Regions from separate parts of the Homo sapiens genome. Here all the other regions are linked to region 3. A link is a loop called in an ENCODE intact Hi-C map of the cell type or tissue named here. Cell type or tissue: heart left ventricle. All regions are shown on one strand. Links, peaks and the distances in the headings refer to the core of each region. The heading gives the core; the rest is flanking DNA.

The links. A loop is a pair of places that touch in the nucleus more often than their neighbours do. Peaks named below come from ENCODE experiments on the same cell type or tissue, not always from the same donor. Only the 100,000 strongest peaks of a DNase experiment are listed, where the experiment ranks them.
Region 1: a loop joins it to region 3, with 5 times the contacts of the local background. A loop is called at or near these places in 18 of 110 quality-filtered maps.
Region 2: a loop joins it to region 3, with 5 times the contacts of the local background. A loop is called at or near these places in 26 of 110 quality-filtered maps.
Region 4: a loop joins it to region 3, with 3 times the contacts of the local background. A loop is called at or near these places in 51 of 110 quality-filtered maps.

The regions. Positions count from the first base shown.
Region 1 is chr10:77,003,527-77,007,057 of GRCh38, reverse strand. All of the region lies in intron 18 of KCNMA1 (potassium calcium-activated channel subfamily M alpha 1), which reads left to right. Among named protein-coding and RNA genes, the nearest start is that of KCNMA1-AS1, 120 kb to the right of the region's middle. In heart left ventricle, for the core only: a CTCF peak has its summit at 1,925; no DNase peak of the experiment used is centred there.
Region 2 is chr10:75,770,425-75,773,955 of GRCh38, reverse strand. The region is part of intron 2 of LRMDA (leucine rich melanocyte differentiation associated); the gene reads right to left. Among named protein-coding and RNA genes, the nearest start is that of MIR606, 220 kb to the right of the region's middle. In heart left ventricle, for the core only: no CTCF peak of the experiment used is centred there; no DNase peak of the experiment used is centred there; H3K4me3 peaks cover 1,072 bases; H3K27ac peaks cover 2,372 bases.
Region 3 is chr10:75,393,868-75,397,398 of GRCh38, reverse strand. LOC124902461 reads right to left here. Exons shown (of 1, transcript XM_047426122.1): 1 at 1-3,531. The coding sequence starts at 1,243. The coding sequence ends at 278. It also overlaps a transcript of ZNF503 not described here. Among named protein-coding and RNA genes, the nearest start is that of ZNF503-AS2, 5.9 kb to the left of the region's middle. In heart left ventricle, for the core only: CTCF peaks have their summits at 1,685 and 1,894 (motif pointing right); DNase peaks (open chromatin) are centred at 624, 1,078, 1,228, 1,918 and 1 weaker place; H3K4me3 peaks cover 1,831 bases; H3K27ac peaks cover 1,690 bases; H3K27me3 peaks cover 1,423 bases.
Region 4 is chr10:75,293,250-75,296,780 of GRCh38, reverse strand. It overlaps ZNF503-AS1 (ZNF503 antisense RNA 1), which reads right to left and starts at 398. Exons shown (of 4, transcript NR_038226.1): 1 at 130-398. It also overlaps a transcript of ZNF503 not described here. RefSeq lists silencers at 1,518-1,567, 1,588-1,697. In heart left ventricle, for the core only: a CTCF peak has its summit at 1,646; DNase peaks (open chromatin) are centred at 1,450, 1,690 and 2,030; H3K4me3 peaks cover 1,915 bases; H3K27ac peaks cover 2,500 bases.

The DNA.
Region 1 (3,531 bases), core at 524-3,023, 1.6 Mb before region 3:
CCAATGGCTCTGGAATTTGGAGAAGATGTTTCAAATTCAGTCCCCTCATTCCTTTGCAGCAAAAGAGGCAAGTTGATCATCTGATTTTGGTTAGTCATCAGTGTTTGGAGGGTATAGATTGCTCACTTTAAAAACAAAACACAATGATGACCTTCTTCAATTCAATGCACAGTCTTGCCAAAATCGACTCTGTGGCTTTCTTCATCGACAGAACCCTTTAAACATGGCTTGAGGGCATGGCCCACTTTCATACCTGCAGAGCTGCATACTAAATTGAATGGTCCTTCAGAATTGGAGAGAAAATGTGGTGTCAATCAACCAACAACTCTAGTGCCAAATACTTCTGCCTTCCTCAGCCACAATACAGTCATTAGGGGCAGAATCAACTAGCTCAGTGTGCTCTGTGCTGCTGACATTAACTAGCTTTTTCTTTCTCCTCTGTTTTTGGAAAACCACCTGGAAGACCTTTCTTCTTACTCCAGAAGGTAATGGGAGGAATTTTGCTAAGTGAAGACATCATTTCTCATTTATAGGACTTGAAAGAATATTCTCTGATTCCCAGTGCCACATCAAAGGCCTCACCTTAAATCCTGGTGGACTTTTTCTTCCGTGGATATTTTTATTAGTAACGTTAGTTGCTGCAGAGCCCATGAAGAGTAGCTCCATGTTTCTTGCTTGGAAATAATCCCTCCTTCATTTGACTGATTTTAAAAGTGAGGCTGTGACCTGAAAAGTATCTATTGATTGAATGGCAGATGTTTTTTTTCTTCCATCCCAGTCTTCCCTTGAATTTGCTCCATTTGAAATCTAAAACATTTTCCCCAGCAGTTGGAAAACTCCACCTGGGCCCCTCAGTCCAGTACTGCTTTTTCCTGCCTCTTCCAATCCACCCTGGAAATTAAGATTCTGCATTGGAAATTGGCTGACAATTTGGTTGCTGATGCAGGTGGCAGATGGTGCTGAGGATAGGATGGAATCCAATTCTTCCTTCCATTCCAGGCTTGGCTCAGAAAGGCCAGCCAGCAGAGAACCTGAGTTTGACAGCTGATTATCCATTTGACTCAAGGAAAGAGCAGTAACTGAGCTGCATCTTCACCAGCCACTTTCCAACAGGTTTCTGGTCTCATGATCATGGCCTTTGAGAATAGAGGAAAAGTTGTCCAAGAACACTTCTGAGAAGCCTTTTTGTTTTAAACACTCAAGAGTAAACAAATAGTTTTGATGATGTCCATTAGGGAAATACTTCTATTTTGTCTCTGTAAATAGTACTATGAAGTTATGATGGAAATGTTGGTTGAATATCCACTTCACTGTGGTGAAGAAAAGCACATAAAAGCTTTTTCTCAAATTGTGAAACTGCCAGGACCTAGGTCTTCGGAGGAAGGTGAGACTCAGGGTCAAATTCTTAGCAACCACATAACCTCATAGAATCCATGGCCCTGGTCCAATAACAAGAACCTTATGATGTGAACCAGAGGGTAAACTGAGTCCCTAGAGCCTTGTATTTCTGCTTTCCTAGAGTTAAGTTGGCCTATCGGGGCAGTTAATTGAGCATGAAGTTTCAAGAGCCCTAAGATGGAATGACAAGTAGCTTTGGTGTTCACACTTGCCAGAGACACACTCTTGTCTGCTCCCAGTCTCAGGAAGCTGCAGCAGGGCTTTAAAAAGGAGACGCAGTCAGCTGCCACTGAAATAGTCCTCCTGTGCCAGCTGTGGCTGCAGACCCTAGGCTCATCTCCTAGGACCTCTCACCCTTTCACTGCCCCTACCCCTAATCATCTGCTGTGGATCATGAGAAGCCATTGAATTGAAATGACACTGCATATATTTCAATTCTCAGAGACAGCAGGGTCCTCTTTCTGCTCCTTTTGGAGAAAGGCTAGTTCCAACTGCCCATGAACTAGCTGCTCTTCCACATTGATCCACTAGATGTCCTCATAGATCTACTTTGTATTACCATTGACATCCTGGGGAAAACCTTGTCTGAGAATTGGGATTTGGGAAGGGAACAATGGGTGACTACGTAAGAAAGAAAATTAGCAAACACCAAAGGAGAGAGGATGCTTTGTGTGGCCAGGGAGTAGATAAGAAACTTACTTCTGTTTGAAATAAATCCTGAAATTTTCAAAGTTGCACTTTGAGACCTAACCTTGGGAATTTAAAGTGGAACTCTTCATATCTAAAATTAACCTTCTAACCTAAATCAGCTCTAGAAAAGGAAACAGTCACTGAGAAATGGAAACAAAACACCAGTGGTTCTGAATATCCATGATTCACTGTAACAAAATTGAAGGGTTAGGAAGCCAGAGAGAGTTGAGAGAGATGAGGGGTGGTAATTTCCAAATTAGGAGGTCCATGACTTAACTTTGATATAATTTAATTTTACAACTTAAGAGTATAATTTTACACAGAGAGTGTTCAATTCTTCTGGAACATCTACCACCAGGGAGACAACTCCTCATCAGCTTTTAGTTAAAGAGTTTGTTCATGATTTGTATAATGGCCCAGAGGAGAGCTCTTCCTGGCCAGTACTCATATCCTTCAAGCCTGATGAATCGCTCCACCAGATGGGAGGTCTTACCTTTTAAGAAAGTGGACCCAGAAGTCTCTAGGTGAAGATACCTGACAGGGAGTCAATGGAAATGGACTATGCCAGCAGTAGCGAAAAAGAGCCACCTTCCCAGTTGGTGGCACCTTGATCTAGACATTCTGATTCATGAAGGTTTGTCAACATGTGGGGCTCAATAGTTTTTAACTGTTTCTGTCTTGTCTTTGAGCCTCTCATTGATCGTTCTTGCTGATTTTGTGTGTGTGTGTGTGTGTGTGTGTGTGTGTGTGTGTGTGGTGGCACTTGTTTGTCTTTTGAGATTTCTATTTTGCATTTGGTGTGAGTGTAAAAATGATTGGGAAGGAATGACAAGTAATAGCATGTTTTCTTTTTTATGCATATGCTGCTTTGGAATGTGACTGCTTATAATTAACAGTTAATCTTCTTATAGCACATGGTTTTTTGCTGCTTCGATTACCAGTTTCAGCCTGTTCCTGCATGCTAACAATAAGAAATTTTAGAACAATGCATGGTCGCCAGAACGGCTAACAATAACAGTTGCAAACAGTCCCTGAGAGCCACTGGTTTGTCACTGTGTTTCCTCCTGAACTCATATCAAGGAGGAGGTTTACATCACCCATTCTGATCTGTTTGCCTCTGAACAAATAGTTTCAAAAGTTATTTCATCCCCATCATCCCTCCCCTTATCCTTAAAGACGGTATATTTATAAGAACTTTCTTTCTCCACAAATGTGTCAGATTCTATTATTGTACATAAACCCAAAATGGCAGTATGGAAATGAAAACCAGGGACCGTTGCTAATGAGAAGCATAGCATTCCAGAGTTTGATGGGCTTCTCTTCTGCTACAGCATTTGATTAAAAAAATTGTTTTTCAAAATGATTTATCTACGGTGAAGCAAAAAAATCATCCTTGTTTCCCTCTTCTGTGTAAATAACAAATCAATATTTCCAGTAAAAGAA
Region 2 (3,531 bases), core at 495-2,994, 380 kb before region 3:
TTAAAGGAACTTACAGACTCAGTGAGGACATGAGAAACACACAAGATGTGAATATAATGAAACACAACTACCTTTGATTAAATGCCCAAATAAAAGCTCTGGTAAGTAATGTGAGCATTAGAGCAGGAAGAACTCAACGTGGGCCAGGATAGTTGAGGAAGCTCCATTAGGAGCTAGAATTTCAGCTGGATCTTGAAGACTGACTCATATTCAGAAAGATATAAAGAAGGCCAGAGGGAACTGACAAGAGGGGAGGCAGAGTAAACAGTGACCCAAAGGCTGGAACAAATATTACTCACTGGGCGAAGTGTGAGCTGAAATGAGTGAGTGGCCTCACCGCAGGCCTAGACCTCAGGTGACCCACAACTCAAGGACGTGGAAAACATTCATCATTCATCTGTCTCCCTCTTCCCACATGTTTCTCATAGACAGCTTCATTGGCGTCCCCCAGGGGCTCGGAGTTCTGGGGCTCCCAGTGTCCCCTCTCACCAGACCTGCTCCACTGGACCCACACAGGAACCCCCTAGATTCACCACCATGAGTCACAAACTTCCTTCCCCAGCTCCAAGGGCTGTGCTTTCTTTAAGAACCCATCAAATTGCTCAGAACTGGGAGTGGTCAATCCCTTCACCTAGTTAACATACTACAATCTTTCCATTGCAGCCTCTCTGTGCTAACCTGAGATCAGTGGTTCTCAACCAGGGGTGACTTTGACCCAGAGGGACATTTGGCAATGTCTGGAGACATTTTTAATTGTCACAAAGGATGTGTTACTGGTACCTAGTGAGTAGAAGCTAGGGATGCTGTGATACATCCTTCAACATATGAGACAGTCCCCCATAACAAACAATTTTCTACCTAAAATGTCAACAGTGGCAAGGTCGCAGTGGAATGAATATAGACATTCACGATACTTTTCTGAACAAATTTATTTTAACAAGATGGAGAGCTTTCCTTTTTCTTTTGTATTTTTCTTAAATTTTACTCAAATCCATTCACTTTCAGAAGGTGTACACCCAAATTCCAAGAAGCTTCCCAGGGCAAGCTGGGATGATCCATACATCCCTGATTAATCTGCCCCCCCCCATCCCACCCCCCCCAAAAAATAAGAATAGTGCCCTGAGGGGCAGGGCACTCTGGCTATGAAATGTGCTCTAGTCCTGCAAATGACCAATATATACCTAAACCTAACTAGAAATGACAGGATATTGAAAGCCAGTACATTTTGTACCTTTTGGGCCCTTCCACAGCAAGACGCACTTTAGGTACTTACATTTTAATAGGGAAGAACCTCATTACCCAAATATTTGCTATTCGAGCACTTTCAGTTTTGAATTTGCATAAGGAAACAAAGTCATCATAACTATTCATTAGCGAATTGACCGGTTCCCACTCAAACTTCTCTTCCAAGTAGCATTCATCCCTGATCCTTGTATCAACAATTTAGGCCCATCTGATGGTCAAATGTTACATAAGCCTCTGGTGCAAAGCAACTGCAAAATGAAACCGAAACTTCTGCAAAAGATGTGGCGTTTCACGAACTCAACTGAAGTGACAGAGAAATGCTCAAATTACACCCAAAACCATTGATCCTATGCCCTTAGGCCAACTGAAAAAGCAAAAATCAAGTCAATAACAACATTTTATAAGACTGACTTAAATACTGAAGGATTAAGAAAGGCCCTCATAAAATTGATAAAGTCCTAATTTTACAAAAATAAACAACTTTAATGATTGCACAATAAAAGCAAACATGAAGTAAAAGATATATGGTGCCAGCGTGTAATTCTGTCATTAACACTTATGGAGAAAAATTAAATTAATAGTTGAATTGCTTTTCTGAGAATTAGAGCATAGCTGCAGCTACAACTGAAAATGTTTTTGATACCAAATATTTTTATCCTTTTGGGTTTCAGCTTGCAAGATTAAATTCCAAACTTTTTTTTTCTAGATTTACTATTACATACTGCTTTCCATGTAAGTTGCTTTGCTTTAGCTGATCTTTTCCAGTACTAATTGCCTTCCTACCATGGGCCTCCCCCTGAAAACTCTGACCACCTGAAGCAACCACAGAGCTGCAAGACGGGCTGAATCCCTCTCCCAGTCTCAGCTTCTTGCCCAACCTGCCTTTCCCACACCTGGTGATTCAAGCCCTGTGCCACACCCTTCTTCACAAAACCCCCCCACCTCTGTCTGACTGCCACACCTGATTCTCAAAAAGTAGGAACTGGAAGGTATAAGGAAAGTCTGAAAGCAGAAACAGAAGGCCATCCAAGATCCATACTCAAATCTCATCTCTCTCAGAGCAAAATTCCAACTCCTAAGCAGAGCCCACCAGGCCCTGACCAACCTGGCTCCTGCTTCCTGACTTCAACCTCACCTTAAAGCTCTTTCAGCCTCATCACCCCTCTCACTCACCAGCCACACTGACCTCCTCTGGTCCTCAAACTCGCCAGGCTTTTTCACACTTTGCAGCACTGGCAAGGGCAGTGCCCTCTCTCGGGAATGTTCCTCCCCAGGTCTTTCCATTCTGATTCACGCGCCTCAGCATAAATGTCCTCTCTTGCAATGACTTTTCTTACTAGCCTATGTAAAGTGCCCTCAATAATCTACATATACTTAGTAGGTGTTAAAGAACTCTTGGCTAAATGGATGACTAGATAAAAAAAAAAAATGCATGGATGGAAGGAAGGAGGGAAGGAGGGAGGGAGTGAACCTGTGTAGAGTGAGCCAATATCTGCTGTCAATAGCCATTATCCCCTACGGCCATTTTCCAAGCAATTGTTTCTCTCCCTTGGATCATTTGAGACTGAATCAGTGAATCCAGAGCTAGGCAGGGAAGAGCCTGATTAAGGTCACCACACCAACCCCCAGGGACAGTTCCCTATCATCCATTTTCTCATGCTTTGTGTCAAGTCTTATTTCCAGCCCCTCCAGTGGCAAGGCGTCTATTACCTCCCCACGGACACGTCTACACACTCGCCCCATTGTGAAATTTGTCCTGATTTTCCCAGCCTAAATTCCTCTCTGCTTAACTTCACCCCATTACTCACAGCTATCTCCCTCTGGACTACAGCAAATGACAACTCCATAGAACTCACTTTCTCCTCCTGGCTTCCCACAAGTTCCCAATTCAGCTTCCTATTCCTTGATGAAATAGCGTGGCATGAGACCCGAGCAAGGAGAGTTTCCACAAATGTTCTGAATTAGAACTTGGTCACCAGCAGCCTCACTTCACCCACCCATCTCTCTTCCATCCATCATTCTCTTGCCCCACCCCACCCTCGGCCTCCACAAGGCCAATATGGTTTTATTTTCCAATTACACAATTCTTTCAAAATATAGTTCTGTGCTTGAATATTCACAAAAAGTTTCTGGAAGACAACAAAAGAAGCTGTTAGTGATGGTGGCCTCTGGGAAAAGAACTGCTATAGGGAAGAAGGCTTACTTTTGGCTGACTGTTTAATGCTATTGGCATTTTTAACTGTGTGCATATACAACTTTTTAAAAATTATGGTGAAATACATATTA
Region 3 (3,531 bases), core at 436-2,935:
GCGCTGGGGCAAGCCGAATAGACTGGGAGGCGGAGGGGCGCTGGGGGAACCTGTGTCCCGGGCCTGGGGGGAGTACGCAGGGACCCTCTGGTCCCTAGGGGAGAGTGCGTCCTCTTTTCTTCTTCTGGCTGCCCAGGGCCTTCTAAACGCTCCCCGCAACCCTCGCCCTCACCCCCACCCCCACCCGCCCGCTCCTTCCTCCCTCCAGAGTCGGGACCCGGGGCTGGCCGGCGCCACCGCTGCTTTTCCCCGTCCGGGTGGCTCTGCAGCCGGCGCTCTATTCCATTCCGCGCCGCAGGAGAGCCCGCCCGGCCAGGACCCGGAAAGCCCCTCCAAGTGCGGCCCCGCGAGCGTCCCGGCGCCCAGGTCCGGCCTTTCTGGGGCTACCAGGTGGGCACCTAGGGCTCCGCTCTGCAGAAGCGCGGCGGGAGTCTGGGTCCGGGCGCAGCTCCCTGTGGCGCGGGCCGCTGTCTTCTCCCCAGCTTGGGCCGCAGGACAGAGCTGCCCGAAGCGCCGAAGGAAGCACGCAGAAAAAAGTCTCAGTCCCTTTTGGGGGGAGGGGGGCCGAGACCCAGCGCCCCCTCCCAGACGCTCCAGGCCTGGGCGCTAGCCCAGGTCCTCCGGCTAGTTGGGAGCTCTGAGCCCAGAGCGCCCTTTCCAAGGATTCCGGGACCGTGGAGTCACAGCTCTGAGAGCGCACCCCAAACTCTCCGCTCCCTGGGGTCAGGCTCTTCCGGTTTCTCCGAGTCTCGGGATCCCCTCGGCGCTCAGGTACCCCTGTTGCCTCTGGGGACTCACGGCCGCGCGAAGTCAGCCTTTGGCCTCTCGCCTGCGTCCGACAGCCCGCGGCCCCTGCCGCCATTTGCACCGGGATTGGTGACTTTGAGATTTTCCACCCTCCTCCCAGCGCCAGCCTCACGGCTGCAGGGCCTTTACCCGGGTTGCACGCAAAGCCACCCCCAGCGACCTCCCGGACACTGCGGGAAGCGCGCGGGCCGCCTCCTGGAACTGACTTGGTGGGGACTCTGGCTCCGCCGCCGTCTCCACACCCCCGACCCTGATGTCCGGACGTCGCGAGACCCCAGGAAACGGAGCTGGCGCCGAGGAGGACCCCTGGCCCGCAGCGTCTTCGGACGCCGCGGCCCCGGTCCCACTCTGGTCCCGCCGAGAGAGGCTGAGCTGGGCCTGGTTCCTTGAGAATCCTGGCCGGCGGGCTTGTCGCCCCGGCCTCTTGGACAGACATCCCCCGCCCTGCAGGTGGGAGGGCGGGAGCGCGTGGCGGTGCTGCAGCCGGGGTCCCACGCTCCGGTGCCCGCAGCTCAGGACCTGAAAGCCAGGCGTCTACCACTCTCTCACCAGCAGCGGCCACGCGCTCCTGGCCACTGCGACCCACAGGCTGTGCCTCTTTTCCCTAGCGTCTTCGGACAGGGGTCCCTGAGCGACCACACCTTGCCGGCCCGGAAGGACCTAGACATTCCCCCGCCCTGGGATTCAGGCTTGGGACCAGCAGGGAGACGAACCCGGGACGTTCGTGCCTTCATGCCCCTTCTTGGTATTTTATCAACACAACCCAAAACCAAAGCCCCTTAAAAGTTTGATGAAACTCCTTCCGGGAGCAGCTACACAGAGGCAGCAGCGTTCCGGCGCTGGGGCGCCCGGGGGTGAGGACAGAAAGGATTCCCCGACGTGTTGGACGGATCCGAGTCACCCCGGGCGCGCGGTAAGTGAAGGGTGGGTGCCAGTATCTGCTGCGTGTCCAGGCCGAGGTGCGAGCCTCCTCGGAGGGACAAATGCCCCTCCCCAAGGCGCGCCCCCCGACTCTCTCCAGCTTTTTCCCGAACAGCCGCGGGATCCCCGGCGCGCCGGCTGGCGGCTGGAGCCCGGGCGGAGCGCCGCGTGTCCACCAGGCGGCGCTGCAGAGCCCGGCGGAGCAGGAAGGAGTCCTGGAACCCCGGCCAGCGCGCGGGCAGCCGGCTGGATGGGCATCCCGAGGCCCCGCGCTTCCACTTTCGCGTGGCTTTGGGAGCGGTGTCCAGGAGGCCCCTCCCTGTGACTCCTCGCTTCTTTTCTCCTGCTGCGAACCGTCTCCCCTGCTCTTCTCCACCCGCTCCAGCTTCTGCGCTTGTTTCCTCCTCGTTCTCTATTCCTGTCCAGAGGATTGGCCCACGTGTCTGTCCCTTCCCAACCTGGGGAGCTCCCACCCTCAAGGCTCTGATACGTCACCTTGTCTGCCATGCTGAAGCAGTCGCCACACAGGCCTGCATTCATTCACTCCCTCCTTCACTGATGATTTCCTAGCGCCCACTCCTTGCCAAGGGCTGCTCATCCCATTTACTCGTCCCTGACACAGTTTGAGAAACCGAGGCTAAGTCCTGGAGGCCAGTGGCAGGGCTGGCGGATAAGGCCCAGGCCTTTCCCCCACCATCCAATCTTATCCCCCTACCTGTGCCTCTGGTGGTGACACAGCGACCCTGGTGTCCTTGTGCTGGGTAACTCCGCATAGATGCAGATCAGGGAGGTGTGCCTCCGAGAGAGCTGCTGAAGAAGGACCAGCTTCTGAAATCTGCCACAAGCCTGTGGACCTCTGAGTAAGCACAACTAACACAAATGCAGATGCCTGTCAACACACGCACTCACTTGTTTCCACACTTTCACTCCTACTTCCACAGAAGCCACCCCCTGCTCTGACTCTGCCACACCTGGTCACGTGTGGCACACACTTATGCTCCGACAGCAGACAGGAGAAGGAAAGATGTGGGCTTGGTCTTTAAGCAGTGAGGAAAGGCAGATAAAAAAGCCCCACTAGGTGATGAACTTCTTGTGATTTAGAAAACTCATAAGGCTGCAGCTCCAGCAGCGCAATCGGTTAGCACACAGTACTTACACAGAAGACTCGTAAAAGTTGCCCAGAAGGTGGGACTTATCCCCTGTCAGGTCATCGGCTGGCCTCTGCTGCACGTATTGGCTTAGGGTTCCTCACCGAATGTGGCTAGCAGCCTGGTGGTGCTTAGAGTGACTGGAAAACCCAGGCTGACCTGCTCACATCTGTCACGGGCTATGCCCAGCCCATGGGATCCTGTATCATCCCACTTACACTTCACAACAGTTCCATGAGGTCATTAGAATCTTCACCCCATTACTAGACTTAATACCTGGATGATGAAATAATCTGTACAACACACCTCCATGACACAAGTTTACCCATGTAACAAACCTGCACTTGTACCCCTGAACTTAAAAGAATCTTCACCTCGTTTTTCAGATGAGGAGACTGAGGCTCAGCAGCGGAAAGACAGTGGCTTGAGGTACACAGCTAGTGAGAGATGGCTATAAGCAGGGATTCTCACCTTGGCTGCTCTTGCCTGATGAAGTTTTAAAGCAGAACAGTGCCTGGGAGCCAGAGATGCTGTTCCAGCTAGAGGAGGGTGTGGTGAACGTAGCTGGGTTTTCAAAAAGGTTTTTGGTGTTATTGTTATTATTTTATTTTTTAATGGGGATTTTCTTTTTTCTTTTTTCTTTTTGTTTTATTTT
Region 4 (3,531 bases), core at 315-2,814, 100 kb after region 3:
TCTCTCTCTCTCCCTCCCCCTGCCCCATGTTTTCATATCTAGATATCTCTTTTCTGCCTGTGGATTTCTTTCCATTTTTCTCTCAAGACATCACTCCTTGAAAATGTCCCTCAACCCCTTCCAGCTTACTTGTGCCCAAACAGCTTCGATTCCATCTTCAGGACTCATTCATCTCCACCAGGCTGGAGTCCTTCATAAAGAAGTAACACAAGATTTCCTCTTGAACAACAAGCTCTTCCGGGCTTCACCAGTTACAGATGAGAAGCCTGGAGGAAGGGGGGGTGTCTGAGCCACCCTCTACTTGGCCCAGAAAGAGTGGGCCACCACCCTCCAAGACCTGCATGGATCCAATGAAGCAAAAACACCATGCTCTCCTCTCAGACATCCTGATGCCACTCACAACGTGAAAGGGGCCAATGGCTCAGAAGCCACTGCCCTTCCGGTCTCCTCCAGCAAATCCTAATACCCAGTTCTCATGCCGATGACCTTCCGCTCTGAAATGCTTCCTGGCATCCACCCATCCTCCCAGGGGCTGGACAACTAGGTCAGGGAGAAAACAGCCCCTCTACCATGCTGAGACAGGGACCCCTCTCCAGGACAATTCTCTTCCCTGAGACAAGAGGGTCAAACAGCTCTCCTAGACATGACCTCAGAGATGTGCAGCCAGGGCCCTGGCCCAATTTATTACCACGGGGCTATAATTAGGTTTGTTAACATACAGTCGAGTGTAGTCTTGTTGACTAGGAACTTAATCACGTTACTATTGAGTTCCTGTACGTATTGCTCGGGGTGACTGTTTTACTTGTAGAGTTATAGCCAAGCCCAACGGGAGGAAATTAGCTTTGGACACAAGTTTGGAGGGGGGTTCTTTTTCCTCCTGACTTTGTCTCTCTCTCTCCCCCCTTCCATGTGAAAATATTTAGCAAACAGTGACAATGATGAAAAACAGTAGGAAACAAAATGTTCTACATTAGTATAAAACATGAAAAATGCAGAAGGACCCTTAGCGGTACAACATGTGTTATGCTGGCTGGCAGTCCATTAGCTCTGATAGACATTTCACTTACCTAAGTCAAATATAACAGTCGAGTATTCATTAATATAAGAAGGGGCTGTGGAATCAGAGCTACCATCTGGCTGGGCCGACAGAATAATCTACAACTCATGATTAGGTCTAAGGAGTGGGGTTTCACTTTAATCTTTCTCATTGCTCGAAATTTCCATCTGCGCAGTTCGGCACATCATTTTTCTTCAAGACAAATGTGCTGTTTTTCATGTTCCAAAATTAGATCAGAAGAAAACGATTAATCATGTCACGGCCTGGGAAAGGAAACAAAGCTCCGATACTCTCCTGCTCTCGCTCCCAGCTCCCGCCCCTCCCTGGCCCTGGACGGTTGCAAGTTTCGCTTTTCCCCCCCTCAACCTCTGGGTCTGCGGCACAACTTTGGGAGAGGCCGCCGCCCGCCAGGAGGAGGAGGGCGGGACTGCAGGGAGAGGTGTGAGGGCGCCCCGGGGCCCATGAGGGGGCGCGCCCCTGCCTCCTCCTGCCACCCCTCCCGGGGGTCGCCCAGGCGGGCCCGCCCCGCGCCGTGCCGCCTGCCCCCCGAGTCGGAGTCGCGGGCCCGGCGTGACAGGAAGGGCCCGGAGCCCGCCTCCCGCGCGTCCCCTCCCGGCCGCCGCAGCCCTGTCTGTCAGGCGGCTCGCAAGTCATAACAAATCCCTGGCGCGGGGCTGAAGCTGAGCATTTGCCGGAGCGTCATGGGGATGATGAATGACCCGTAGGCCTTTGAAGTGCTCTGCCAGTTCAGCTGGGTCCGCGGTGCTGACAGAGAAATATACACAACAGCGTAACCAATAATGAGAACATTAAACATTCCTGCGCCGTGACAGGCTGACAGAAAAACCCGGGCCCGCATCAATCATCGCGCAGATAGAACCCTGACAGGCGGCCCCTCGCTGACACCCCCTCCGCGCGCCCTCCCGGGCCTCCCCCTCTTCCTCTCCGGGGTCTCCCTTCTTTCTCTCCGGGCTCCCCGCCGCCCCTCCTCTCCTTCCCCACCCCTCCTCTCTCTTCCTTCCCCGCTCCGCTCAGTGTCCTCCCCCTCCGCCCTGTCCCCTGCCCCTGCCCTTGGGCGACTGCCTTCAGGGCCTCTCAGAGGTCAAGTGAGGTCTGGGCCACGTCCGTTCTGTGAGGCTGCCCGTGCCTGAACAGTGAAGAGATGCCACCCCAGAGTGAGAAGACTGCAGTCTTTGAAATTCAGCGTTAATAATTTGTGACTTTTCACCCATGCAAAAAAATAATAATAATACAATCATTTACATGAAACCTCATGTGGAACTAGGATCGAAAGCCCAACGCCAGGCCCTTAGGGAAAGGGAGCTCCAGGGGAACCCCGTCCGCCCTCTTCTTTGGGCGAGGGTCTTTTGGAGTATCTTCCTGTGTGACTTTGGCAAGGGATCCTTTTCTTTGTGCCAGCCCTGGCCTCAGCCCCTTTCTTTCAGCTGGATTTATCTGACTGAGATCTGATGTCTGGTCTGTCTGAAAGGGAAAAAACAGAGGAGAAACACAAAGATCTCCTCCTTTTCCTCCACCAGGAAATGAGATCTGCCCAGATAAGGCATGTGGGATGGACTCTCACCCACTTCCCAAAGGAGACGCTGGTAACCTCTTAGCTCCTCCCCGGAGCCTCCAAATCCTCTCTGGACTTGGTTTGGGCTGTGTTTTTTAGGATTGAGCCTCTACTGCGTCCTTGTGAAGGTGGGGCATTCCCCCACTCCTGTCACATACAGACCACCCCTGCCAGGCCCACTCCCCACTGTCCCTGAGGGCTCAGAGAAGAGCCCTGGGCTGGCAGTAAAAGCCAGGGTTCTAGTCGCAGCCATGAGAATTTGGGCAAGTCCAGGACTTTCCTGGACCACAGCATGACAACAGAAGTCTCCACCTTAGGATGCTTACAGATCTCTTTACATTCTCCAAATGCAAAGGGTTATTTTTCCCTCCTTTTATTCTTGGAGATTTTTTTTTTCCATTCTTGGCTTTTGAGGAGAGAAGAAACTCCTTGACTTTCCAAAACATCATGAAAAACTCCCCATAACCTACACACACACACATGCGCACACACACATACACACACGCACACACACAGATGGTGAGTGGACGGGGGGGGCACTCTGGTAATCCCAGGACAGAGGGTGTTATGAGAAGTCAAACAGAAGCCTCAGGAAGACCAGTGCTTATGCTCTGAGGAAAAGCTCCCTAATGGACAGGACTCTTCAAATCCATTTGCATATTTGTTCAGCAGGGCCAGCTCAGGTGTGAAGAAAAGAGCATCTGCTGAGGCAACGTCTCCTCCTCATGGCACAGGGTCATGTCCCTTCCTTCCTGCCTACCTGGAAAGGCCAGCTGCACTCCCACTGGCTCCAGGCAACTTGTTCCACCTGTCCTGGCCCACAATGACCTTGCCCTCCTCTGATGTCCTATGACCCCTGGCCCAGATGAGCCTCTCACCTGCTCAGCTAGACTTGAAGCTA